Regions from separate parts of the Homo sapiens genome. Here regions 1, 2, 3 and 5 are each linked to region 4. The links are chromatin loops, found by intact Hi-C in ENCODE. Cell type or tissue: PC-9. All regions are shown on one strand.

The links. Peaks named below come from ENCODE experiments on the same cell type or tissue, not always from the same donor. Only the 100,000 strongest peaks of a DNase experiment are listed, where the experiment ranks them.
Region 1: it touches region 4 in a loop (6-fold over the local background); 13 of 110 quality-filtered maps call a loop at or near these places.
Region 2: a loop joins it to region 4, with 7 times the contacts of the local background. A loop is called at or near these places in 4 of 110 quality-filtered maps.
Region 3: it touches region 4 in a loop (7-fold over the local background); 5 of 110 quality-filtered maps call a loop at or near these places.
Region 5: a loop joins it to region 4, with 2.6 times the contacts of the local background. A loop is called at or near these places in 5 of 110 quality-filtered maps.

What each region holds. Positions count from the first base shown.
Region 1 is chr6:5,028,459-5,033,458 of GRCh38, forward strand. All of the region lies in intron 2 of LYRM4-AS1 (LYRM4 antisense RNA 1), which reads left to right. It also overlaps a transcript of LYRM4 not described here. Among named protein-coding and RNA genes, the nearest start is that of RPP40, 27 kb to the left of the region's middle. RefSeq lists a silencer at 2,340-2,500. In PC-9, a CTCF peak has its summit at 2,351 (motif pointing left); no DNase peak of the experiment used is centred here.
Region 2 is chr6:4,846,489-4,851,488 of GRCh38, forward strand. All of the region lies in intron 1 of CDYL (chromodomain Y like), which reads left to right. Among named protein-coding and RNA genes, the nearest start is that of CDYL, 73 kb to the left of the region's middle. In PC-9, a CTCF peak has its summit at 2,300 (motif pointing left); a DNase peak (open chromatin) is centred at 2,413.
Region 3 is chr6:5,141,921-5,146,920 of GRCh38, forward strand. The region is part of intron 2 of LYRM4 (LYR motif containing 4); the gene reads right to left. All of the region lies in intron 3 of LYRM4-AS1 (LYRM4 antisense RNA 1), which reads left to right. Among named protein-coding and RNA genes, the nearest start is that of MIR3691, 3.9 kb to the right of the region's middle. In PC-9, a CTCF peak has its summit at 1,888 (motif pointing right); a DNase peak (open chromatin) is centred at 1,921.
Region 4 is chr6:4,310,596-4,315,595 of GRCh38, forward strand. No RefSeq gene overlaps it. Among named protein-coding and RNA genes, the nearest start is that of LINC02533, 180 kb to the right of the region's middle. In PC-9, a CTCF peak has its summit at 2,514 (motif pointing right); DNase peaks (open chromatin) are centred at 2,556 and 2,966; H3K27ac peaks cover 1,545 bases.
Region 5 is chr6:4,457,058-4,462,057 of GRCh38, forward strand. All of the region lies in intron 2 of LOC105374894 (a long non-coding RNA gene), which reads right to left. All of the region lies in intron 2 of LOC107986561 (a long non-coding RNA gene), which reads left to right. Among named protein-coding and RNA genes, the nearest start is that of LINC02533, 29 kb to the right of the region's middle. In PC-9, no CTCF peak of the experiment used is centred here; a DNase peak (open chromatin) is centred at 2,244; H3K27ac peaks cover 330 bases.

The DNA of each region.
Region 1 (5,000 bases), 720 kb after region 4:
GAATGAATGAATAGCCTGGGAGACAGAGTGAGACTCTGTCTCAATAAATGAATGAATGAATGAATGAATGAATAAATAAATAAATTTGACTAAAAGGTTGGAGAGTGGGTTGAGAGGATAAGTCTGGAGGCAGGAAAAACTGAGGAATGTATTCACCAATCTTATGAAGAGATGAAGGCGTACCCAAGAGAAGTGAAACCATATGTCCACACAAACACTTGAGCAAGAGTTGCTATAGGTTGAAGGTGTGTGTCTCCCCCAAATTCCTATGTTGAAATCCTCACCCCCAAGGTGATGGTATTTGGAGGCGGGGCCTTCGTGAGGTGACTGGGTCATAAGAATGGAGCCCTCATGAATGGGATTACTGCCATATAAAAGAGGACCCAGAGCATTCATTGGCCCCTTCTGCCATATGAGGACATAGTGAGAAGGTGCCATTATGGGCCAGGAAACAAGTCCTCAGCACACACCAAATCTGCTGGTACCTTTTCTTGAACCTGCAGCCTCCAGAATGGTGAGAAATGAATTTCTGTTGTTTGTGAGCCACCCAGCTGTGGTATTTTCCTATAGCAGCCCAAATGGATTAACACAGGAATGCGCATAGTCACACTACTCATAATCCCCCCGAAGTGGACACAACCCTGATGTCCACGGGCAGACAAAAGCATACTGTTATGTACCCGTGAATGGATAAACAAAAGCACTATATCCATACAAGAGGATATTGTCCGGCCATAAGAAGGAATAAAGTGATGATACTGATGTGTGCTACAACATGGAAACCTTTCAACAAACTTGAAAACATGCTGATTGAAAGAAGCCAGTGACAAAAGACCACATATTGTTGGATTCCATTTACATGAAATGTCCAGAACAGAGACACCTATAGAGACAAAAAGGAGATTTGTGGTTGCCAGGGAGAGGGGAAGGGGAGATGAGGAGTGGCTGCTCATGGATATGGGGCTTCTTTTGGGGTGATGGCATGTTCTGGAATAAGATAGCAGTGATGGTTGCACAACTTTGTGAATACACTAAAAACTACTGAATTGTATGCTTTAAAAGGATGAATATTATGGCAGTGAATTATATCTCAATTTTTTTTAATGTATAAAGAAGACCAAGCATCACAGCTCATCTGTAGTCTGTGCTTTGGGAGGCCAAGGCAGTAGGATTATTTGAGGCCAGGAGTTCAAAAATCAGTCAGACCAACACAGACCCCACCTCTACAACAAATTTAAAAAATAGCTGGGCATGGTGGAGCATGCCTGTAGTCCCAGCTAGTCAGGAGGCCGAAGCGGGAGGACTTCTTGAGCCCAGGAGTGCAAGGCTGCAGTGAGCTATGATCGCACCACTGCACTCCAGCCTGGGCAACACAGCAAGATCCTATCTCTTAAAAAACATAAAAAGTAAAAAGAAGAGAGGGAAAGAGAGAAAAAGATGATGGAAGCCGAGACAAAGATAGTCATGGGGATGGATGAAGCAGGTTCTAGAACTTACCGAAAAAAAAAGGAATAGAGTGTGCCAACAGCTTAGATATAGAGTGTGAGAGAGAAGAGTGGAGGCTGGTTCTCAGGCTCCAGAAGCATAAGCCTGCATGGAGCATAGCGTCACTGAGCAAGACAGGTGTGGAGGATGAGAAGCGGGCCACAGGATGGGAAGGGAATCTGTGTGGAGGCGGTGCCCTAAACATGCTGCCTTGAGGAGGGACCTCTACATGGGGTGGCCGGGCACAGCCAGGTGAGTGGAACGAAGCCACAGTCAGGGGAATCCTCAGGCCGCCCTCCCGTCTGCTCCCCTGAGTGCTGGGCTCTGCAACTCCCTCCATCCCAGCTCGTTTCTTGCCTTCTTTACAGGGATGCTATCTCCTCTAGCAAGCACGCCTTCCCCACCTTCCCCACCCCAGGCTGGGCCCTGGGCTCATCTTTATCTTTGGGATGGCTACGTGGGATTGAAAGGAGTGCCTCCCAGTCTGTGTGCCCTGCTAGGACAGGGATCTATTTGGTTTTTGTTTGTTTGTTTGTTTTCAACTTCATAACCAGACCAAGTTCTGGTACATGGCAGGTATACGAGACATGGTTACTGAACTGGACTAACATTTTATTTAGAGTTGGTCCATTCTCTTAATTACCTATCTGACCCTCATTCTTAGGCTATGATGGCCAAAACCCCATGTGGCATTCCAGGTGTGGACCTGCCACAAGGCAGTTGTGTGCGGGAGAGATCGCAGCGTGGGGTTAACTGGGCTGCTTCCCAGTCTTGGTTCTGCCCTGAGCTCGTTGCTTCTCTTCAGCCGGGTGAACATAAATCTCTCTAGGACTTCGTTATAAAGTAAGGCCTGTGCCCTAGATGTCCCTGGAGACAGCGCCATCTGGTGGAACTTCCTGTAACGATCGAGATGTTCCGTCTGTGCCGTCCAACATGGGAGCCATGCAGGACACATGGTGACTGAGCACTGGGACTGTGTGCCGCGTGACCAAGAGCAGCTCAGCTCTAAAGTCTCCTCCAGCTTTATGATGTCACTTCCTGTATCTTCTCTACACATTCTTTCCTTCAGCCTGTTGTTTGTAAGTTTTTATGTAGGAAAGTAGAAAATTCAGAATATGTTTCATCAGGTTTTTGTTTGGCAAAGTGTCAACATGTTTATAACAGAGTTAAAGATAAAGGAAACCTTTTGGGTTATTTTGGAGAATTGAGGGCAAGACAAAAGGCTCCCTAACTGCAGGGAAAGGGGAGGCAAGTCATGAGCTCTGAGAAGGCCTGGCAGTGTCTGTGAACACATGAGATGTGCCTGTCACCCCAACTCTGCCAAGGCAGCGTGCAAACAGCCCCTGTTGCACCTCCACTTTCTGCCTGGAGGCCCGAGCAACCGAAGGCTGTCACATCAGCCCAGCTACTGGGAAATGCCAATTTGGAAGCCCAGGACTTACCGCCAAACCTACGGGCCAGTCCCCCGTACATGTAAAAGTACACCCACCCCAGCATGGACATGATATTTATAGGAGTGTTTCTCAACTGAGGGCAATTTTGCCCCCTGGGGACATTTGGTTGTCACAAATGAGGGAGGGGGTGCTAGTGGCATCTAGTGGGTGGAGGCCAGGGGTGCTGCTCAACCTCCCACAGCCCACAGGACAGCCCCCACAACGGAATTACCCAGCTGCCCCAAACCTCGGTAGTGCTGAGGTTGTGATACCCTGATTTATGGCAACATTCCCTCTGAAAACACAAAGCTCTATTACTTGGATCCCTGGAGCAGAAGTAACTTTTTAATAAACAAAATGGCTTATTTTCAGACAATTTCATCATCTGGTTCTCTTTATTAACTATGAATAAGGCCAGCAGTTCTTCTTGTTTCCTGTTATTTACATCATATACAATTTATTAATATCTCACTTAGGTAGAGTGCAAATGACATAGCCAATTAAGTGAAAAAAAGAATCATCACAACATTTTAAAAATTATATTGATCAATGGAAACACTCAATCTTATATGAGAGGCATATTTTTCTACTTTGTTCTTGCATAATTTCAACTTTCTTTTCCTACTTTCACAGGAAAAATATATATGCACATATTTGTATTCATTTTAAATGGGCTATACTTTGTAATTACCACTAGGCTGTAAAAATGCTAGTATTTATAAATGCAGTTAGATAATATTTACCAGACAATATCATCAAGTATTTAATATTTAGATTCAAGAGCTTCATACGTATTAATTAACTATGAGCGTCTTGCAAGGTAATATTTTCTAGTTTCATTGAGGGAAACCAAGGCGTAATAAGGGATAAGCGGTTCCCTCAAGGCTGTAAGAAGGAGCAAGTTCCAAATATTCCTATATTTCTATTTCTTGGGTCTGTGTATACAAACTAGCAAATAATTACTTTTTAGTTTTAATAGCTCAACTTTTTATTCACTGTTTTTTAAAACTGAGTTTCATTGAGGTATAATAACATATTAAAATTAAAAGATACAGTTTAATGAGTTATGACTATTGTTTTTAAACTTATTGTTTACAGCAAAATTTGTTAAATGTACAATAAAAATAGATTTCAGAGGCGCAGTTTGACTACACAGTATCTTAGTACATGGCAAAGACCACAGTTGTTCAGTAAGTCAATAAAATCTCAATAATTTTGTCACATTGGGAGAAAGTCCAGTGTGACTGAATAGGAAGAATTTTGAATTGAGAATGTCTGTAGTTTTATTATGAATTAGGAGTTAGGGTATCCTGCTAGGAAGTCACAGTACAACTGACTTTACTTTTGGATCTCGCTGTCTTCATCCGGACGGGGATGGAGACTGAAAGAGGATTAGACTAGAAGATCTCTCGGGTTCCTTGCAGCCCAAATGTGCTGTGGCTTCCAGTCCATGCTTTCAGAACAGTCACCCCGGCCACTCCCTCCTGGAATTCCTCCTCCCCGCCTCCCGTCCCTCCACACCCTCCTGCTTTCTCCTCCTCCTGCTGCTCTTCCTTGACCTCCTTCCCAGCCTCTTCTGAAATGTGGGAATTCCGCAGGCTTTACCCCGGCCCTCTGATCCTGGCACTGCCCACTCTTCATGGCGGTAGCAGCCCCCTGCCTGCTGGTAATGCCCAAGTCTGTGTCTCCGCCCCACCTTCCCCTCCCCCACTCCCGTGGCCCCCGGAAAACATCAGATGGCCTCAGGATATTTGTCCATGGGTGTCCAGAGGCACGTCCAAATCCCCACGCCCAGACAGACTCTTCTCCCTCCCACCCCACATACTGCTTCTCTCCCCGTTTTCCTTGTTTAGGTGAAAAGCACCAGCACTCATTTCAATCTCAGAATCACTCCCGGGGGTGTGTTCTTCCTGCCACACGGAATCTTTATGCTAGACATGAAACAACTAGGCTTAGGGAAGTGGAGGAGCATGTCTAAGCCACACAGCCCGCCAGGGGTGTCTGACTGCAAGGCTAGGGCCCTTGACCACTGCCCTACACCCCAGCATGTGCCCCAGCCGGGGACCCCGGGCGCTGTCCTCA
Region 2 (5,000 bases), 540 kb after region 4:
ATGTAATTGCTTCCCATGTGATGCCAGCATGCTTTCTTCCGTCAGAGTGCTGGAGAGGGAGCTGTTAGTTATCTTGGACCTGGAAAGGGCCCAGAAAATAGGTGATTTATTCCTGGTTGACTTTCAGAGTTAACAACACATTGAAGTGTGAACTCTGTTCGCTGTATGTGTGTCTTGCATGCTACTAGATGAGATGGTGACAGAAGCAAGACATAGAAAAAATAGGTTATTTATTAAACTCAAACTGGCTTATTTTAATGCAATAGTGAATCATAATATTTAATTAAAAATGAAAAATACAAAGACAAAACCAGATTGGACATTGAGACAGCAGTTGTAAGCCAAGACTGTTTTAGGCAAACCAAGACATATGGTTGTCCTATTTAAATCCATAAAATTAAACTTTTCTGTAATTTGGATAGTTCTACTCTTTCCTTTTCCCATTTTGGTCAGCAAAGTAGCCCCCTATTAGGTTTCTGCAGTAGTCTCAGATCCACTTAGATCTGTGATCCCCCCATTCTTATTCTGCACACTACGTTTACACAGCCCTGCTGTGTGAACTAATGAGACCCAGTTACAGTCATGTCTATCTGCTGCTTAAAACCCAGCATGGACCACCCAGGAATGCCACCAGTGGCCCTCTAACTATTGCGTGCACCAAAATCATCAGTGTGTGAGGGTAGTTGCAAATTTCTGGTTCCCTCCTAGAGATTGGTATTCAGTAAGTCTTGGGAAAGCCCTGGTGCATCAAAGTTGAGTCTCTGTGCATCTCATTACTTTGTCACTTGCCGCCCCCATCCGTCCCTGTCTCATGGTCCACCCAGCTGTTGTAGGTCCCCAGTGTCCTGTTTAGTGGACCTGTCTGTCTTTTTCCCCACATTCTTTCAGCAGCTAAGGAGCTGCTGTTGTACATCTTTCTGTTGAAATTAAATTTATTGCTCTTTGATTCCATTTTTCTCTAGCTGAGCATCTTGTGTGATAGCAGGGTCTAGGTCTCAGATCATCTGTATTCTTAACCTGATGCCTGAAACTTGTAGTTACTGTTGAGTGATGGTATAAGATTCAAGTTAACAGTCTTTCCATTGTTTCTCTTGTCATGAACTGAAGGTTCAGTGAATTAAAGTAGGATTTGTGTAGTCACTTCATTGTATGTATCAAGTTCTGCCTTTAAAACTTCAGTTTTCTCCAGGATCAATCAGTGTGGTAATTTCAAATTTCATACTTTAAAAATTGAGCTTTAGAACGGGCAAAAATGCCTCCTAAACATTTACAACTTCTGCTGTCTTTTGAATTAAAATAAAAACTGTGTCTCCCTACAGCCAAGGTAGGGCTCAACAAACGAAAGCTGAAAGGTGCTGGAAGCCTCCTGCACTTTGGGAATATACAGTCAGGAACAATTGTCAGGAGTTCTGTAGTTGATTCTGTAGGTTGGGATTGCCATAAGGTTGGTTAGAAAAAAGATGTGCGAAAGCTTTCCTGAGGGTTTTTGCCCTTGCTTTCACATGTCCCATAATTGAAATTAAGAACTGCTGGCAACTGGTTAGTGACCAGTGTTGAAATGGGAAAATATTACTGGCTTATGCTTTTGCTTATAGATATTGAAATTTAATAAAATTTAACCATAGTTACATATGATTCTATGAAATTAGGTAGGCTCTTCAAGAAAAATGTGAGCAATGTAAGGCAGGGTATTTTTGGGAGGGGGGTGCTTTATTGTATAGGCAAGCTCTCGAACAGTGTCTGATAATTAGTAGTGTCTGACAATATTTGCTGAATGAGTGAACTCATGGTAACATAACTCCAGTATGGCAGATTGATTCTTGGTGCTTTTTTTCCAGTGGCAAACTTTTATAGAAATTGGAGAGTTTCGTAAAGACTTTTAAAAAGTTGTCAGAATTACCTATTATGTCCTTTCCTAGATAATCAATTTGGAAACAATTGCTGGTACCTTAAGCCCGATGTATGCCTCCTATTATAGTGTTGAAAATGTTCTTTTGACAAATGCATCAATGACCAGGCACATGAGAACAGTGCACAGCTGTAGAAAAACAACAATGAAGGTCTTCGACACAGGAGAGAGTCTGCACTGCATCACAGCTGATCCGAAAGTTAAATTCAATGAAAAGGCAAATATTTTGGTCAGGAGAGGAATTCTTCCTAGGGAGTATTAGCACAGTGTATTTTTAGTTGTGTGGCTATTTATAGCTGCCCAATGGCTTGCGTCTGAGTCTTTATTTGGTTTTTAGGACATGCTAAGGATTGAGGGTCGTGGGCCTTAATTGTATAGAAGACGCAGTTGCGTTTGGTTGCCTGGAGGCTTCTCTGTGAAGCCTGGTGGGACACCTGCTGGCCAGTTTGGCCCTTCTTAGTGAAGGTGATAGAGACAAGGGCAGAAGGTCATTGTATTTATAGGATATTTGAAGCTTATCTTGTTTACTTTGTTAATAATACTTGAGTCATTTTTCTAAACATTCTTTGCATAACAGCAAAGATTAAAAAGATAAGTAATGTAATATATTAGGCCCTAGTTGTCATTCACCTGTTCTTGTAGAGCTGATACTTTTTTCTTGATCAAATTTTAGGTTTAATCATATTTAGCTTAGAAGAGTGGTCTGTCTTAAGAGTATTCTGATTATTTAGGAACATCTAGATGAAACTTCTTTGCCTTAGTCCATCGTTTCTCCTTTAAATTCCTAAAGGCAGGAATGAGTGTTTCTTAAAACCAACATGTATAAAGCAACATTTTAGGCAAACTGGGATGAGGAAAAACATCTTGAAGGGGGCTTCATAATGGTGTTGGAGCCTGTTAAAAATGTGGAATGGAAAGCCGATCATGAAAACAGATAGTACTGACTTTTGGCAAAATGAGTCTTTATGAAAACATACCTTAATGATTATCTGACAAATGCAAGTGCTTTTTGAGGTTAACAGAATTATAAACAGGAGACTGCAGACACTAAGGTCACTACTGAGCAGCACGATAATTCGTGTGGTGTGTTCTTTTTAAAGATTAACAATCTTAAGTCTTTTGTATGTTATGTTGCTAAGTTATTTGGGGGAAAGTGTTAAAATAAGTGCTCTTACTTTCTTTCTCCACTGCTTTTGCACAAAAACTTTACTGTTCAAAGAATATTGTCCATTCAGTTTACTTTTTATTTTTAAGATGAAGTATCCCCCAAACTGGTCATGCCAGGAAAAAAAAAAAAAAAGTCTCTTCCTTCCAAATTTAAGCATGTCAGAAAATTCTTACTTCTTTTGCACCTGTTAAGTGCCAGGCACTTAAAAGTTCAAGGGACATAGCAGGAAACAGTACTAATGAACTGCCTTCATGAAGCTCACATGTAGACCACAAACACAGAAAGAAAACACAGTGTGTTTGATGGTGAGATGGTGTGACGTGCTCAGGAGAAAACAGGAGGCAGGGAAGGGGATAGAATTGGGGGGAAAGGGTGGGGAGGGAGGGGGGCAGTTCCAGCCCTACCACTAACTAGAGTGGACTAGCTGGGTGACTTCATTTAACTCTGGAACCTGTTTTCTCATGACTGGATTGGCAAAAATATAATACATGTTCAACATACTTCATAGAGTTTTGTGGGTAAGAGGAATATTATTAGTAGTAACAAGGGCCTTATAATTGCACATAGGATAACTGTATTTGCTTACTGAATCTTCATAGTAATGCTTCACGCTAATTGCCAGTATCACAATTCATTCTCTGATTAATTCAGCAAATACTTGTTGAGTGTCTGCTAGGCACGAGGGATATAGCTAGATTTTAGATACACAAAACTCTGTTCTCATTCTGGTTGAGCTATGACTGAAGAGATGTAGTGTCTTATACCTTTCACCGTTGCTGTGTATTTTATCTTTAAATGTTCAGTTTGGTGACTTTTGTCAATTAACTAGAAAAGTCGATGTTTTAGCGAAAAAGTTTATAATTTTAATAGAGCTTGTGGTAGGGAACTCACAGTGGTTTTATTTTCCTATTACTTACTCTTGGGGCTATTTAAACTAGTAATTTTGTTTATTCTATAAGTTTCTTAATTTTAAAAGTATTCATAGAGTTCTTTTCCTTGTAAGAATGCTACTGTATAGCCCTAAAATTTATAATGGTTCAGGAGAACTTTGGATATAATACATTTTGTGATAACAGTGTGGATCAAGAAGTAGAAATGAAATATGCCATTTGATAATTGAAAGCATATAGTTAGATCGTGAAAGCCACGCACTAGAATTTGTCTAAGTTGATGAAATGCTGACTGATGAATAAGGTGAATCTTTCTTCATTTGGGCCAGTAGAATGGAGAGATCCATATAATTTGGATATTTAACAAAAATTTTCAAGTGTTAAAAAATTATTTGAAAAAATGTATAATTTGCATTAGCCAGTACAGAATTCTTAACTAACAAGCAGAAAATCCAGGAGTACTGCTCATTTTTTAAAAGTTTTTGATTACCAGGGGAAATATAATGGCACCGAGGCACATGGCAATGACTAATTAAAACTGAGCACTAGGGTCTGTGGCTCTCGACTGACTAGTATTTGTGATTTAATCATACTGCCCTAAAGATTTGGGCGCTCACTTGGGTGGGCATAGTTATTACAGATTGGCCTACACGTTCCCTTTCAGAGCCAGAGGACATGGACGTCTTATTTAGTAGAAAGTAGTAATCTGGGTCTTCCAACTTTGAGCTCTGTGCTAGTTCTGTAACCTGGGCCAAAGTTACCTTTGGTTTTCCCATCTGTAAAATGGACGTAACAGCAGGGTGGTGAGAATCAAATGAGTTAATTGATGGTAAAGACTTAACCTAGTGCCTGGCATGTAGATATACTAGGTACTTTATTATTATTATCTATCATACAAAGCTGAAGGATTGTCAGAAAAGAATCATGAGTGCTTCACCATGTTGGAGAGCTTCTGGGCTGGCAAATGTTTAACTTTCCCTATAGGTGGTTAGGGGTGAGCTTTTGAGGTCTTCATTGTGGCAGGCGACATCTG
Region 3 (5,000 bases), 830 kb after region 4:
CAGAAGCAGAGCTGACCCACAAACGCACCTATTTACCCAGCACAAACCCATGCCATGATCGCTGAGGGTCTGTGACAGGCTGCCCTGTTTCTGTGCATGTGTCGGGGGGGATGCGGGTACAGGTGATAAGGAAACCGGTGTGGCAGATGGTGTTTTCCAATGATTGTATTACAATGAATGGACCCTCCTCTACTGAGTGAAGGGGTTTGTGTTCTCTCTATGTGAACCTGGACAGGTTCTATAACCTTGACAGTGGAGGTGACGCTGTACAACTCCTGAGGCTATGCCGTAGAGAAAATATGGCTTCTGTGTGGCTCTCTCTGCTGGGACTCTTGCCTTTGGAACCCAGCCGCCATGTTGTGAGGAAGCCCAGGTTACAGTGAGGCCATATGTGCTATGTTCTGGCTGACACCCTGGCCAGACTCCTGGCTCACAACTAGCATCAACCTCCAGACAGCTAAGTAAAAGATGATTCCTGCCCCCAGCTTTCCAATCTTCCAGCTGAGGTTCAATCACTGTGGAGCAACACAAGCCCCCCTCGCCATGCCCTGTCTGAATTCTTGACCTATAGAAGTGGGATGTGGCAATAAATGAAGATTGTTCTTTGAAGCCACTAAGTTTTGGGGGATGACTTACTGTGCAGCAATAACTGATATACAAGGTCCTTAAATCACCAGCCATTGCTAGATTTCTTGATTTTCATTTCTACCATTCAACCATTCCCCACCCCCTTCTACTGTTTACAGGTAAAGGCCATGCACCTTTTCATTTTTTCCCCTTAAAACCTGAAACATGATTTTTTCCCTAATGACTTAGCCCTTGCATTAGGAGATGGTGTAAACTGACAACGCTTTGGGACTCACAGCCATGCCCAGATTTGAAGAGCCCAGGATGCTTTCCCTACGCTGCCTCGTAACTTCAGTTTCTGGAATGCCTTTCCCTAAGGAGAGCGCAGCCATCCCCAGCCATGGACCCTTGGCCTGCTGGCCTCATGCAGATGTCTCCCAGGAGGCCGCATCGCGGGCCGGTCCCCTGTGTTTTCAGTTTTCATCAGCACTCCTATATCCTTGCCCTACTCTGACTCCCCACGTGGCTGCATTCCGGATATGCTCTGTCCAGCCTCTCCGGAAGTTGGGATGCCACATGTATTGGTTCAGAGCTGGTGGGAGATCAGTGATGCCACTTCCTGTTCACAATGCCTCAGGGGTGATCCCGATAAGTGACATCTGTTAGCGCTCTAGGGCCTGTGGCCACATTGAGGAGGCCAAGCCTGCACCACAAGCGGATCTTCTGTGTGAGTCAGCACACCACTGTCATTCAGGGTACGGTGGCCAATCTTACACAGGGGATCAAATATGCCTTCTGGCTCCAGTGACTTATGGCAACCTCTGGGGCACAGTTTCGCCACTGGGGATGGTCTTCAGGCCCATAACTGTGTGAGTCTGTGCTTATACATGGGCAAGTTTTACTGGCAATGTGAATAATTCCTATTTCCTTAGCGTAATATATTGGTGACTGTGATACAGACATCGGGAGGTTGACAGACACAATAACAGGACCTATTATAAAGACAAACCGAGTATTGTGTCCTTGGCCTTGAGATGTGGCTGGCATAGGCCTAAGCTCAGAGGGCCTGATAGTGCACAGAACTGGTTAAAAAAAAGCCAGGAGGAAGAAATCGGCTTTGTCATCTCTCTCCATCTTGTTTTCTCTGTCCTGCCAGAATTTTAAGGAGTGCTAAGGGTCTCTTCTGCAAGCCTCAAAAACACAAGGCAATACAGCTCTGATGGAGGCAAATTTTACAGCAGAAGAACCTGAGTGCCAAAGGCTGCGGGAACAAAAAATACCAGAGCAAGAATTAACAGCATGAGAAAGCATGCGGCCAGCAGATGGCGACAGAGGCCTTTGTGAGCCACTGGCTGCCGGGTTCTCAAGTGCTGGAAGGTGGCTCTTCACAGCTATTGTATAAGTGATTTATGTATTTGGATTCTGCTCAATGTTATATATGCATTACTGAATAAAACATTCACAGTATATCTTCCACCAGCAGCTGAGCTCCAATTCTAAGCTTCTGAGGTCTAATTCCCAAGGCTCAAAGAAGCCCCTGACATCAAATTGCTTTCCTCCCTGAATAGCTGCTTCATACTCCAGAAAAAGAAATGCTTAGAGAGGTGAGAGCGATCTGATCTGATGTGACCACATAGTCAGAATGCTCACCAGCTCTGTGAGGAAGAGCAAACGTCTGTCAGGTGGTTTCCTCAAGGCCAACTTGTGCAGGGCTTCCCCAGGCTCCGGCTGCTGTTCCCCGACTTCCTCCTGGCGGCTGTGCCTTGCTCAGCTACCTGCACTGAGATACAGGCAAGTCTTGGGTGAGGGCTAGCCTCAGTTTGGACAAGAAAAAGAAGTGGCTTACGTGTAAGAAATATGTCAGGTGAGGCCGGGTGCGGTGGCTGAAGCCTGTAATTCCAGCACTTTGGGAGGCTGAGGCGGGCAGATCACAAGCTCAGGAGATCGAGACCATCCTGGCTAACATGGTGAATCCCCGTCTCTACTAAAAACACAAAAAATTAGCCGGGCATGGCGGTGGGCGCCCGCAGTCCCAGCTACTTGGGAGGCTGAGGCAGGAGAATGGCGTGAACCTGGGAGGTGAGCCGAGATCACGCCACTGCACTCCAGCCTGGGCGACACAGCGAGACTCCGTCTCAAAAAAAAAAAAAAAAAAAAAAAAAAAAAAAGAAATACGTCAGGTGAATTTTCCAAACCGGGTATTTAATCAGTTAGCTACCCATGGCCCCAGGAGCTGGGAAATCACTTTGTTCCTGCCTGGGAGCAGGAGCTGCATGTGTCTGGGAGCTGCAGTGCGGCGCTCACTCCCGGGCTGCCCGGCCTTCCCTGCAAACCTCCGTAATCCCTTCCCGCAGGTGTTTCTGCGAGGCCACGCTGGGTGACCTCTGAGGTCTCCTTTAGGTCTGTGCTGAGACGCTTTGACGCGACATGGGAAGCAGGCGCAGGCCACAGAGTTTCTAGCAATGAGCCCAAAGTGAGAGTCAGTGTGATGGGGTGGCTCCCGGAGAAGGACACACTCTTCCCTGGGAACATATTTGAGAGGTAAAAGGGCAGGCCCCATCTCCAGGCCTGGCGCTGGAAGAGAATTCCACAGAAAGCAGAGAACAACGGGCACATCCCTGTGGAAAACACCAACCTGGCATTTCACACACACAATCCATGTGTTGGCATTCCGTCTTTAGTCACTGACAGGTCATATGAGTTGGAATCTGAGGCAAGCTTCTCCTGCCCCTTTCTCCCATTTGCTCCCCACACCTGGTTTCTCATTTAGAACAAAGGAGAGAAAGTGCAGTTTCGGTGAGTGGAGGAGCCGGCAGCATCTCCAGGCATTTCCATGTGGGGGGCACGCGCCTGTGTAAGTGCCTTATCGCCCTCACGCTGCAAACAGTGCTGCGAAGTCGGCACCAGTATTGTTCTCATTTTGCAGGAGAGGAAACTGAGGTTCATAAAGATTAATAAAACATGTGCTTAATTTCCCTTGGTGACTCCGGAGTCAACGCTCTTCATCACTATGACGGCGAGGGCGAGGCTGCGGAATTTCTCTGCCACACCTAAGGCCCTCTACCCACCAAGTAATAAAAAAGCTTCATCAGAAGGGAAAGCAATAGGACCCCAGCCTTATGAGGAAAAAACATCACAGCAGAGAAGGCTGCCAGGGAGGAGAAAAGAAAAATCATTTCCTATTTTCGATCCTCATGCCTATTAATATGAAATGGTAGAAAACATCAGAAAGGTCACCAATATGTCTTTAATATACGCCCACTTCACGTGGTCTTATTTACACCCACGGCTTCACCACCAATGCTCTAGTAATATTGACTGCTAGAGGTGGGCTCCTAACTCAAGCCCGCAAACCAGCATATTCAGCCTTTAAATCCCCTCTAGAGTTCCTGCATTCCATTCCATTCCACTCCATTCCCCTTGGCTCTCTCTTCCCTCAGCCGTCAAATGATCTCTTGCTTGGATTAGGTTTCTGCCTGGACACTATGCCTCTACGATCAACTCTGCAATTAATTTTTCTCATGATTGCAATTCCTCTAGCATATATATACATTCAATGAGATCGCTTCATTGCTCCAAATATTCGAATGCCACCTCATGGCACATGGTGCTTCTGGCACTGGATTCAGACCTGCCTGCCTCAGCACGGGCTGTGTCTCATCCACCACACATCACAAGCCTGTGAGTTCAGGGGCAGTTTAGTAGCATGTTTCCCGTATTCAGTCCTAGCAAATGAATTCCTGAGAACTAAATGAATCGTGCAAGGTGCTGAGGGGTCCCTTATTGATGCCCTGTCCCTAAGGAGACTAGACTTGACTCAGAGTAAAGAATGGGCCTGTGCCAGGTCTGTGCTTCCATCTTGCTCGCATGTTATCTTCTGAGGGGGTATTGTTACCTTCATTTTTTTTATTGGTGAAAAAACAGAAATGCCGAGAAGTTAGATAGTATTATACTTTTGTGCAGTCCATAGAGCTGGAAAAGGGAGAGCCAGGATTTATACCCCCAGGCAGGACCTGGAATGCTTGTGAAACGCAGGCCCCACTCAGTGGCCCACTCCACAGCTACCCTCCTTCCTTCTCAACACAGCCCCAATTTCCCCCTGAAGCGGGCCTCTTCCCAGCACAGCCCCCAGGCATCAATCTTGCTTGACGTTAGGCAGTTGTGGTGGGGCCCAGCTACCTGTCCAGTGAACAGCTTAGGAATAATTGCATACCACAACTCTGGCCAAAGTGGCTAGAGGAGGGGGTTCCTGGGCCTTCTGCAAAAGGGTTCTTTCCTCTCAAAAGAAGACAAGACTCAGGGGCTTTTCTATTTTTACTGTTGGACACTGCTAAGCTGGAGCCAGGAGGCCGGTCTGTGGGCAGACACACTGTTACATGAAATAATTCCAATACATTCTCACATCAGGGATTTAGAGGGAAAGTGAGAGACCA
Region 4 (5,000 bases):
TCAAATCTTGGGAGATACATGAGCATCCAGGTTCACGAAGTTTAAAAGTTTCTAAATGTATTCAATTCAAAAAGTTTCACCCTGGGGCACATTATAGTAAAATTGTCAAAAGTTAAAGACAAAGAAAAATTCTAAAAACAGAAAGAGAAATGCATCAAGTCACATATAAGGAAATGCCCACTAGACTAACAGATTTCTTAGCGGAAACCTTATAGGCAGAGAGAGAATGGCATGATATAGTCACGCTGAAAGAGAAAAAGACTTACAACCAAGAATTCATACCCAGAAAAACTATCCTTCAAAAATGAAGGGAGAAATAAAGTCTTTTCCAGACAAACAAAAATGGAATTCATTACCACTAGACTGGTCTTACAAGAAACACTAGGGAGACCTATATCTGGAAGCAAAAGAATGATATCTACCATCATGAAAACACATGAATGTGTAAAACTCACTGGCAGAACAGAGACATAAAGAAGAAAGAAAAAGTAGTTAAAATGCATCACTACAGAAAACCACCAAAATGCAAAGATAAACAATAACAGAGGAAGAAAGAAACAAAAAATATGCAAAGGCATCAAAATACAAATAACAAACAGAGTAAGTACTCACATACCAATAATAACCTTTAATCTAAATAGATCACATTCTTCAATTAAAATATATAGACTGGCTGAATAAATTTTTAGAAAAATGAGACCCACCTCTCTGCTGCAAATCAGTAGTGATTCTATACATTAACAACGAGCTGGCTGAAAAAGAAATCAAGAAAGCAATCCAATTTATAATAGCAAAGAAAAAAATACTGAGAAATAAATTTAACCACAGTAGTGAAAGACTTCCACAAGAGAAACAATAAAATACTGATGAAAAAAATCGAACACGATAAAACAAAATAGAAGGACATTCCATGTTCATGGATTGAAATAATTAATATTGTTATAATGACCAGGCTACCCAAAACAATGTACAGATTCAATTCAATCCCTATCAAAATGCAATGACATTCATTACAGAAATAGAAAAAGTAATCCTAAAATTTGTTTGGAACCACAAAATACTCCAGGTAACCAAAGCAATCTGAGCAAAAAGAGCAAAGGTGGAGGGATCACACTACCTGACTTCAAAATATATGACAAAGTTATACTAACTGAAACAGCACAGTAATGAAATAAAAACAGACACGTAGACCAATGGTAAAGAATAGAGGACCCAGAAATAAATGCAAAACAATTGTTTGGTGGTCTATCTTTTAGCAGGTTGATGTAGGTATTATTGTTTTTAATAGATTTCTTACTGGAGTTATGAGTAGATTGCAGAACACAATTACAGTATTAGAGTATTCTGGGTTTGTCATGTACTCAATTTTACCAGTGGGTTTTATATATTTACACTTTTTTTTGTTTGTTTGTTTTTGCATGTTAGTATTTTTTTCTTTCAGTTTGAAGAGCTCTCTTTAGCATTTTTTGTCAGATGGGTCTGGTGACAAATTCTCACAGCTTTTGTTGTTTGGGAAAGACTTCTCTGCTTCATATTAGAAGGATAGCTCTGTTGGATATAGTATTCTTGGATGACAGTCTTTTTTTTCTTTCAGAAGTTTGAAAATGTCATTCTACCCCCTCCTGGCCTGTATGATTTCCATTGAAAGGTCTGTTGGCTGATCAATTGGAGCTCCTTTATATGTTATTTGCTTCTTTTCTCTTGCTGCTTTTAAGATTCTCTACTTATTTTTTATTCTTGAACATTTGATTAGGGGTAGAACATTTTATTCCAGGGGTAGTCTCATTTGAGTTGAATCTGCTTGGTGTTTTCTGACCTTTCTGTACCTGGTTATTTATTTTTCCTCAAGTGTTAAAAGTTTTCTGTTATTATGCCTTTGAATAAACCTTCTATCCCTTATTCTTACTCAACTCTGTTTTGATCACCAGTAATTCTTAGATTTTGTTTTTTAAGGTAATTTTTTATATCTTTTAGGTGATCTTTGTTTCTTTTCATTTTTTTCTTTTCTGTGCATTTTCAAAAAGCCTATCTTCAACTTAACTGATTCTTTCCTCTGCTTGATATCACCATTCTGCTGTTGAGAGCCTCTGTTGCATTTTTTAATTCAGCAAATGTATTTCTCAGTTCCATGATTTCTGTTTGATTTTTTAATTATTTCAATCTTTTTGTTACATTTCTCTGATAAATTTCTCAATTGCTTTTCTGTGTTATCTTAGAGATTTCTGAGTATTCTTAAAACTGCTATTTTCAGTTTTTGATCTGAGAGCATACATATTGCAGTTTCATTAGGGTCAGTTACTGGTTTATTGTTTTGTTCATTTGGGGAGGTCATGGTTCCCCATTTGCTGTTGTTTTTTGTAGATGTACATTTACATCTTTGCATTGAAGGATTATTTATTTCAGTCTTCTCTGCCTGGATTGTTTTGGGTTTTATTGGATAAGTTTTCCTAGAAATGCTTTGTAATTTAATTGTAGATTATCTTTTTTTTTCCCCAATGATGTTGTTGCCTCTTTTTTGGCACTAGATGGTGCCTTAAGCCCAGGGTTGCCTCAGTTGTAGTAAACAACCAGAGTGCTGCCCATTCCAAATGGGAGAGATCTCAAAGGGGACATCCTGGCAGTGTGGGAAGGCTGGCTAAGAGTTTATGCCCAGGGGACCTGTGGAACAAACCTTCCACAGTGTAGTGCTGCTGCACAGCCACACTAATTTGGCATTTCCTTTGGCCTAGTTACATAGTAAAGCTTCAGGGTCTGGGAATGGTAATACCCCCACCTTTGTCACTGGCTGTAATCAGGGTTATTTCTCCTTTCAGGCACTCCTGATGCTTCCCATGGGTTGAGACAGGGACTGTTGTAGTAGGGAGCCCAAGTTGGTAAAGAAGCTGGTTGTGCACCTCAGTCTCACTTTTTCCAGTGTAGAAACTGTGAGTCAGGGAGAAATTTTTCTCATGCTTGGTGCTGTGCCAGGCAGACTTGGAGGGAAGGGTGTCATGGATACGGTAGTCCTTTTACTATCTGCCCCGAGTGATTTCACAGCTCTGTTGCCCTGGGAACTGTCTCATTCTGATATTTGAGTTCTGGGATATTGCTGGCAATAATCTCAGTACTGTGTATTTGTTTTTGGTTTTTGTGGGGAGAGTGAAACCAGCTTGCTTTTACTCTGCCATTTTGAAATCAAAAGTCCTATTATACTATCTTGATTACTTTAGTAGTGTTATTAATCCAACTTTATTCTTTTTGTTCAAAAATTGTTTTAGCTATCCTAATTCCTTTTCCTTTTCACCTGAAATTTAGAATCAGCATGTGTACATATATGGCTGAACTTTTTATTGGAACTGCAGTAAATTTATAAATGTGTTTGGGGAAAATTTTCATTCTTACTATGTTGAGTTTTCCAATCAATGAACATTGTGTATCTCTGCTTTTATCTAGATCTTTGATTTCTTTGATTTCTTTCATCTGTGTTTCATAGTTTTCAGCATATAGATCCTGTGAACAATCATAAATGCTGTTTTTTTAACATTCAGTTTCAAATTATAATTCCTAGTATATAGAAATGATTGATTTTTATAAACAATTATTTTTCAGTAAAAATAAGTGACTTTTCTTTATAGACTGTTTCTGAAGGATTCTACTTTATGTTCATGGAAATTACACTCTTTTAATCCTGAGATTTTATGGATTGCTGAAGTATATAATTAAATTGTGTAGTCATTATAATATGTACAGGTGGCAGAAACAGGTTGGGAACAAACCCAATCAACTCTTGGTAAGCATACAAATAAAACAGGAAGAGCAAAAGTATATCAGTGTATCACAGTAGACTACTGGGCTATAGGGATTCAGCATGGTCATGAAAAAATAGAGTAAACAGAAGGTCAGTCAGTTAATCTGGAGAGTCAGCTAAGCGAAGGTCATTTAAGAGAGCTTCTACTGAAAGATCTACACAAAAGAGACAAGAAGGCAATAGAAAGGCCCAGTTCCTATGATTGCATTTAAACATAAAACTAATGCTATATCTTGAGAACATAAGAAACATATTTTATACTCGTCACAATATATCTACTGAAGGAGCACTTATAAAGAAGGAAAAATAGCTATTACAATCATGTTTTTGAAAAATAATGATGGTAGGAAAGATCATAATTATAATACTAAGTGAAAAAAATCTTAGGATACAAAAATGTTATGTACAATACAATATTACTCCCAATTATACAAAAAAGTATTTTTAGAAGAAAGACGAAAAATACATCGAAATGTTTATAATAATTATGTATGGCTGTTGGGATATGGTTGGCATTTATTTACTTGTTTTTGCTGTTTTTACATTTTTACAGCTTTTACAATGCCTATGGGTTATTTTTACAATCAGAAGAAGTGTCATTTTTAAAAGAAGAAGAATTCTTTCTATACTTTATTTGCCTCATTGAGATATCTGACAACAGTATCCTCATTGTTCTCTTTTGTTGTAATGAAAAACCATTTCAGGATTTTGGCATTTCCCACCAATTCCCTATGCCTTTTAAGGAACCAAGCAAGCTTCAGTAGTCTCTGCCATTTGATAAGTTACATTAATGATTATGACAACAATAATTGTACAGGCTTTGCAAAGCTATTTATTTAATAAAATCATTACTATAAAGACTTTAAAGAACTACAAGCAAGGGTCAGGGCCAACTTCATGATTGTCCCCTTCATAGTCATCCAAGTCTTCAATTTAGCTAAGGTCACAAGCCCCATGTAGAGAGTCAAACCAGAAACCATTAAATACAGTTATTTCACTCTTTCTCCTCATTTCCTTGCATAGGCTAACCTTAGAGTTTGCTGGCAGGTGCTAGAGTTATACATAAAATTCCAGATCAATAGCCGGGGAATTTAAAAAGAAGGTGCAGAACATCATACAGAATCTAAGGCTATTCTCTCTCCCAGTTAGTGGTTCTTTTCTTTGTCGGTTTTCTTAAATGAGTGGTTCTTAACCTTTCCTGGATCATAATATT
Region 5 (5,000 bases), 150 kb after region 4:
TCCCAGACATTGTCCCAGGAGTTCCAATATTACATATTCAAATTCCAGATCTACCAAATCAGCATCTCCAGATGTGTCTTAGGAATCGACTCTCTTTCCCCACAAAAAGTCCCAGGTAATGCTGGCACAGAAGTGGACCCCACTTTGAAAAGTTCTGCTCTAAGGGGGAAGGTAGGAACGGACACGCTAGAGAAAGAAGGCTCAGAAACAATGACTTGTGAGTTAACAGGGAGGTCATTCTACACAGAGGAGGGACAGCTTGGGCACTCAAGCCAGGCAGAGTGTGGTTTGTCTGAGAAGAACAAGACACAGGGACCAGAGCATGAGCCAGGGGCTTGTGGAGGTGCCAGAGCCACAGAGGATGAGGCCAGACTGTATTCACAGCGTGTCATGCTGCAAAAGCTGTACAGTTTTCCTTCTGTAGGACAAGGCTGTAAGTTGGGGACCCAGGAGTCTGAGCTCTAGGTTTCCCAGGGCAGGGCTGACAAAAAGAACCAGGGTGCACTTGACCTAAGCGAGTCTGACCCTGAGGCCATGCTGGCTCCTGTGCCCTGCCTTTTGTTCCCTCCTCACCTCTGCTTCAGCCTTGCCTGCCCACCACTCTGCCCTCTGCTCCTCTGAGAGGTGTTGTACTCTGTTGCATGTCCCTGGCTTAGAAACCCTTTCATTTCTGTCTGTGTTCATTACAGGCCAATTAGCTGCTTCTCCATGAAGATAAGGACCACCCTCTCCGTGGAACCAAGGAAAGGCATTTGCTCCCAGCCCGGGCAGCACTTATGCTCACCTTGTTCTACCTGTCTCATCACTAGGTGGGCAGCCTGGGCCGACATTCCTCCAACTAGGTGCACATTTACCTGGGGGACCTGAAGACTTTCCCCATAATACTCAGGCAAGGATAGTTACAGGGGAATCAATTTCCAGTAGTATTTTTCTAATATTAATCAGCTTGAAAATGAGCTATGTTCAGAATGTAGCTTTTCTCACTTTAGAAAAAAAGATGTATCCTTTATCCATCCCAAATCTTGCTTTGGTGCTTTGCTGCAGGAGGGAGTTTAAAGCAATGAGATAAACTTAAAGATAAATCAAGGCCCTTGAGCTCACAAGGCTTTCTGCCTTCTCCTGTCTTATACGTATTTCTGCAAGAGAGAAGGCATATTGGCCCATGAGGGCTCATAATTCAGAATGTCTAAGTCATATAGGGCTGCGATACTGATCCATTTAAATAAATGTAACTGGAATTTTTTGCAGGATGAGTGGATTTTTCAAAATACAATAAATCAGACAAACAAAAATTTCACCTGATATATTTCCGATATGTCATCCTTTAATCAATAAACTAATGAAAATATTTTTTTGAAATAATATAAAATATGTATTCCAATTATAATCAATTCTCATCTTATTTTACCATATAAAATATTTAACATTTTTTATCTCCTGTTAATAAGAAGTAAACTTATTTAACCCTATGATGATGAAGATGTTAGATGTCAATTTAAAAATGTCTGAAGGAGTATGTAGATTTTCAAAATTTTTTAACGAGGTTCACATTAAAAGGACATTTCAGTACAATGAGGTAGGGCGCTGGCCATCAAGGATCACAATTGCTTTTAATTTAAATCAACTTATGTTAAGTTTCTACTCTGTGCCAGGCGCAGTAGGCATCTTTAAAATAAGTGTCTGTCTGTGTCCAGTAAAATGTCTGGTCTCCTGGTGTTGGGTTTCCTGGTCTCAAAGGGTTCCACCATCAGCCTCCTATACTGAGAGATACATGCGTCAAACAACAGGACCAGAAGTTCCAACTTGCACAGAAAGTTATCCCAAAAAGGCAACACCCCCAGCCACACATTTTAGGCCTTATGTTCTCTGGTGTCCAAGAGCAACATGAGATGGGCTAAAGTGCCAAGCGGTGCCTTGAAGCCCCATGGCCGCCAGTGTGCATTCTGTGTTCCCCTGAGAGTAGACCAGTGATCCAGAGAGTCAGGGTACAACAGGACCCACGTCAAGTTCACAGATCATGGACTATGTGTGTTTACTGGGAGTGTGTGCTCAAGCATGTCATCCCAAAAGGGGTGAGAGTTCCACAAAGTGTGGATTTACACCATGAGCCAGGCATGAGGTCAACGTGGGCATCATCCACAAAGCTACCTCAAAGGAAGCCAGACTTGGAACAATGGACAGGATGTAGATAATCAGAGAGAGGCAGGAAAGTTGCCCAATCATAGTGAGTCAGACATTTATCGAACAGCTGGTCTGTGCTCAGCTCTGCTCAGGGCTCTTAGGAATTTAGGAAGGTGGATACAGATTTGATAAGGGAGGCCAGACTTGGGGAAAATTCAGGTCACACTGCAAGGTAGCATGTGTTAGGGCCTGCATCCGTGGTGCAGGGAGTGCCCTAGGAATGTGGAAGCGGGAGAACTCAGGGCAGATCAGATGGGCCAGAGATCAGGGGTCAAGGGCGACCTTGTACAGGATAAAGAACTGAGTGGGGGCTAGCAAAGGTAAGTGGGATGTGGATGGGAAGAGGGAAGGCCTTCTCAGGTAGAGAAAGCAACAGGAGCATAGTCTTAGGGGTAGAAACGACGAAACAGAATGGATGTGGAGTATTAAAAGGCAGGGCCAGCTGGTTGTTAAGAGGAGTCATTCCTTCAACCGGCAAAGACTCACAGAGCACCTCCTTACCAGACACTGCAGACACACAGGGAGGAAGATGGCTCAGCTCTGGCCCTCACAGGGAGCTCACAGAAGCGGACAAGAGGTTAAATGAGAATTGGGATTGTGAGGAGGGCTGGGAAGAGGAGGTGCAGAACATCACGAAGTTTCTAATGGGGTCCAACCTGGTCTGGGAAACAGGAAGAGTCGGGGGCCACAGAGGCAACCCTGGTGGGGTCAGGAGAGGGTTTGGAAAGTAGGATTATGGCAGACAGGGGAAGGTCTCAAAAGCCAAGGAGAGGCAACTGCTGTTTGTTCCCCGTGCATTTCACATGGTGGAGCATGAAGCCATCTCATGTAGGGAAACGACTTATTGCTGGTGAGGCCCTGGGAAGATCCGTGTCATGGCCATTTGCAGGCTGGATTTGGACAGAAAGGAAGTGGAAGCGAGGCAGCCAGTTAGGGAGATGCCGAGAGAACCTAAGAGGGGCATTACGCATCCTGCACAGCTGGGCCCGGGTCCCAGGAGGAGGACAAATGCATTCGTGCGGTTGATTTCCTGTGTCTTACCCCTCAGCTGCCAGAGGCTACCTAGGTGTCACTGCTGACATTCCTCCAAGGGAGAGCTTTAGGCTTCCGCAGGGAGAAAATGCCTGTATAAGTTTTAATCGAAAGCAAATATGAGACGATGCTATCATTTTCAAAGTATACTTGCATTTTCCACATATTCATTTCAAGCTAATACCAGCTTTTTCTGTTCTCCTTGCCCTCTTTTTAACACTTTTAATGTTCTTCTATGAGTTTATTACATTCAAACTACTTACAGCAAACCCTAAAACTACAACCAGAGCTGTTCAGATCCTGCCCCATTAGGGAAGGGAGGCCCAGCAGCACAGAGAGGAAATGAAGAGATGGGGTCAGCCCTTAGACTGCCTGGTGATCAGACAGCAACCTCAGGCTGTTTGCTCATATTTATTTCTGTCAGGCCTTTAGAAAACACATGTGTTTTTCGGTAGCTGTTTCCAGGGCTCTCGGTTACAGGGAACATCTGGGATGTGTGAATAAGTCACCTTCAGCAAAACAAAGTACAGCTCCAGTGAGGCCCTGTGTGCAAAAGGCCAGCGGCTGTCAGTTGCCTGCCAATTGGCTGCTCCGTGCAGAGATTCCAGCCCATTCACCAAGGTCTCGCTGAGAAGCCTGTGCCGGGCAGCAGACGCCTTGTGCTCCGAAGGATTTGTTCCTACATGACTTGGAAACAGTTTGTCCCCGTTAGCTCAGTCAGTCTGTGGCTGGTGCCAAGAAGGCCGAGGTTGCAGGTTTGATCCGGGAATGGGTCAATTAGCTTTGCACAGAGGAAAACTTTGTTCCTCTTCACTGACTGCGCCCCAGCCTAGCCGGCATCCGCCAAGTAGGAGCCAAGTGACAATAGCCGTGTTCTTCCCGGGAAAACCAACAGTGAGTTCATCCACTCTGCACCGTGGGTCGGAAATGTCCTCCTCGCCCACTAAGAACATTTTATTGTATTTGCAGACACATCATCTGTAATGCTTTCAGTTCCCCTCCTGGGAGCCACACTGTGAAAACGAAATGCAGTCTCCTTGATGCTTTAGGAAAGCAGCAAGATCCACTGGGTCGATCAAAGCCTTGCACACTGAAGGAGCCTAGATTTGCTTCCCAGTTTTATAGGAGATAACCAGTATTTGATGTGAAGATGTATTTGGGGCCAAGGGAGATTTGGTGTGAATCATTTTAATCAGAGGCTCAAGAAACCTGAACTGGATCTGACCCCACCTGCCTCCGCATGTGAACAGAAGCAAACAGAAAAGGCTGCTACAAATGAGGGTCTTGAACAGCAGATGTTAAAAGCAAGTGCTACTTAGCGATCTCAGAAATACTCGTGGCTACTGAAGTAGCATTTCTCGTCCTCTTACCACAAGATTTGACAAGCGGACTTGACGCTCTTCATTGTAGCCATTCTCTCTCTCTTTTTTTTAGAAGTTTAAAAATGTGTGTGCAATATGCAGTCATGATAGTTAACTTTCAAATGGTTCTCTGTCTACCTACAGGAAAGAGAAGATATTAAATTGTTTCAGAGCCAGATGGGCTGGCGTTGTCTTTGTTTGGCTCAGAGTAAGACACAGCCAGTGAGTTCTCCGCTGAGGCAACGTATGTGAGTGTCACGCAGGGCATATGTGCACACTTAAGCCATGATCACCCCTTAAAGATCTTCTTAGTTGCTACAGCTAAAGCTATGCCCCAAATGCTGTCAGGCTACAGTTTTAGTTGTGTATGGCATCAAGGATAATAAAGGTGTACTGTTTTAACTTGTGTTACTGGCACCTGTAATT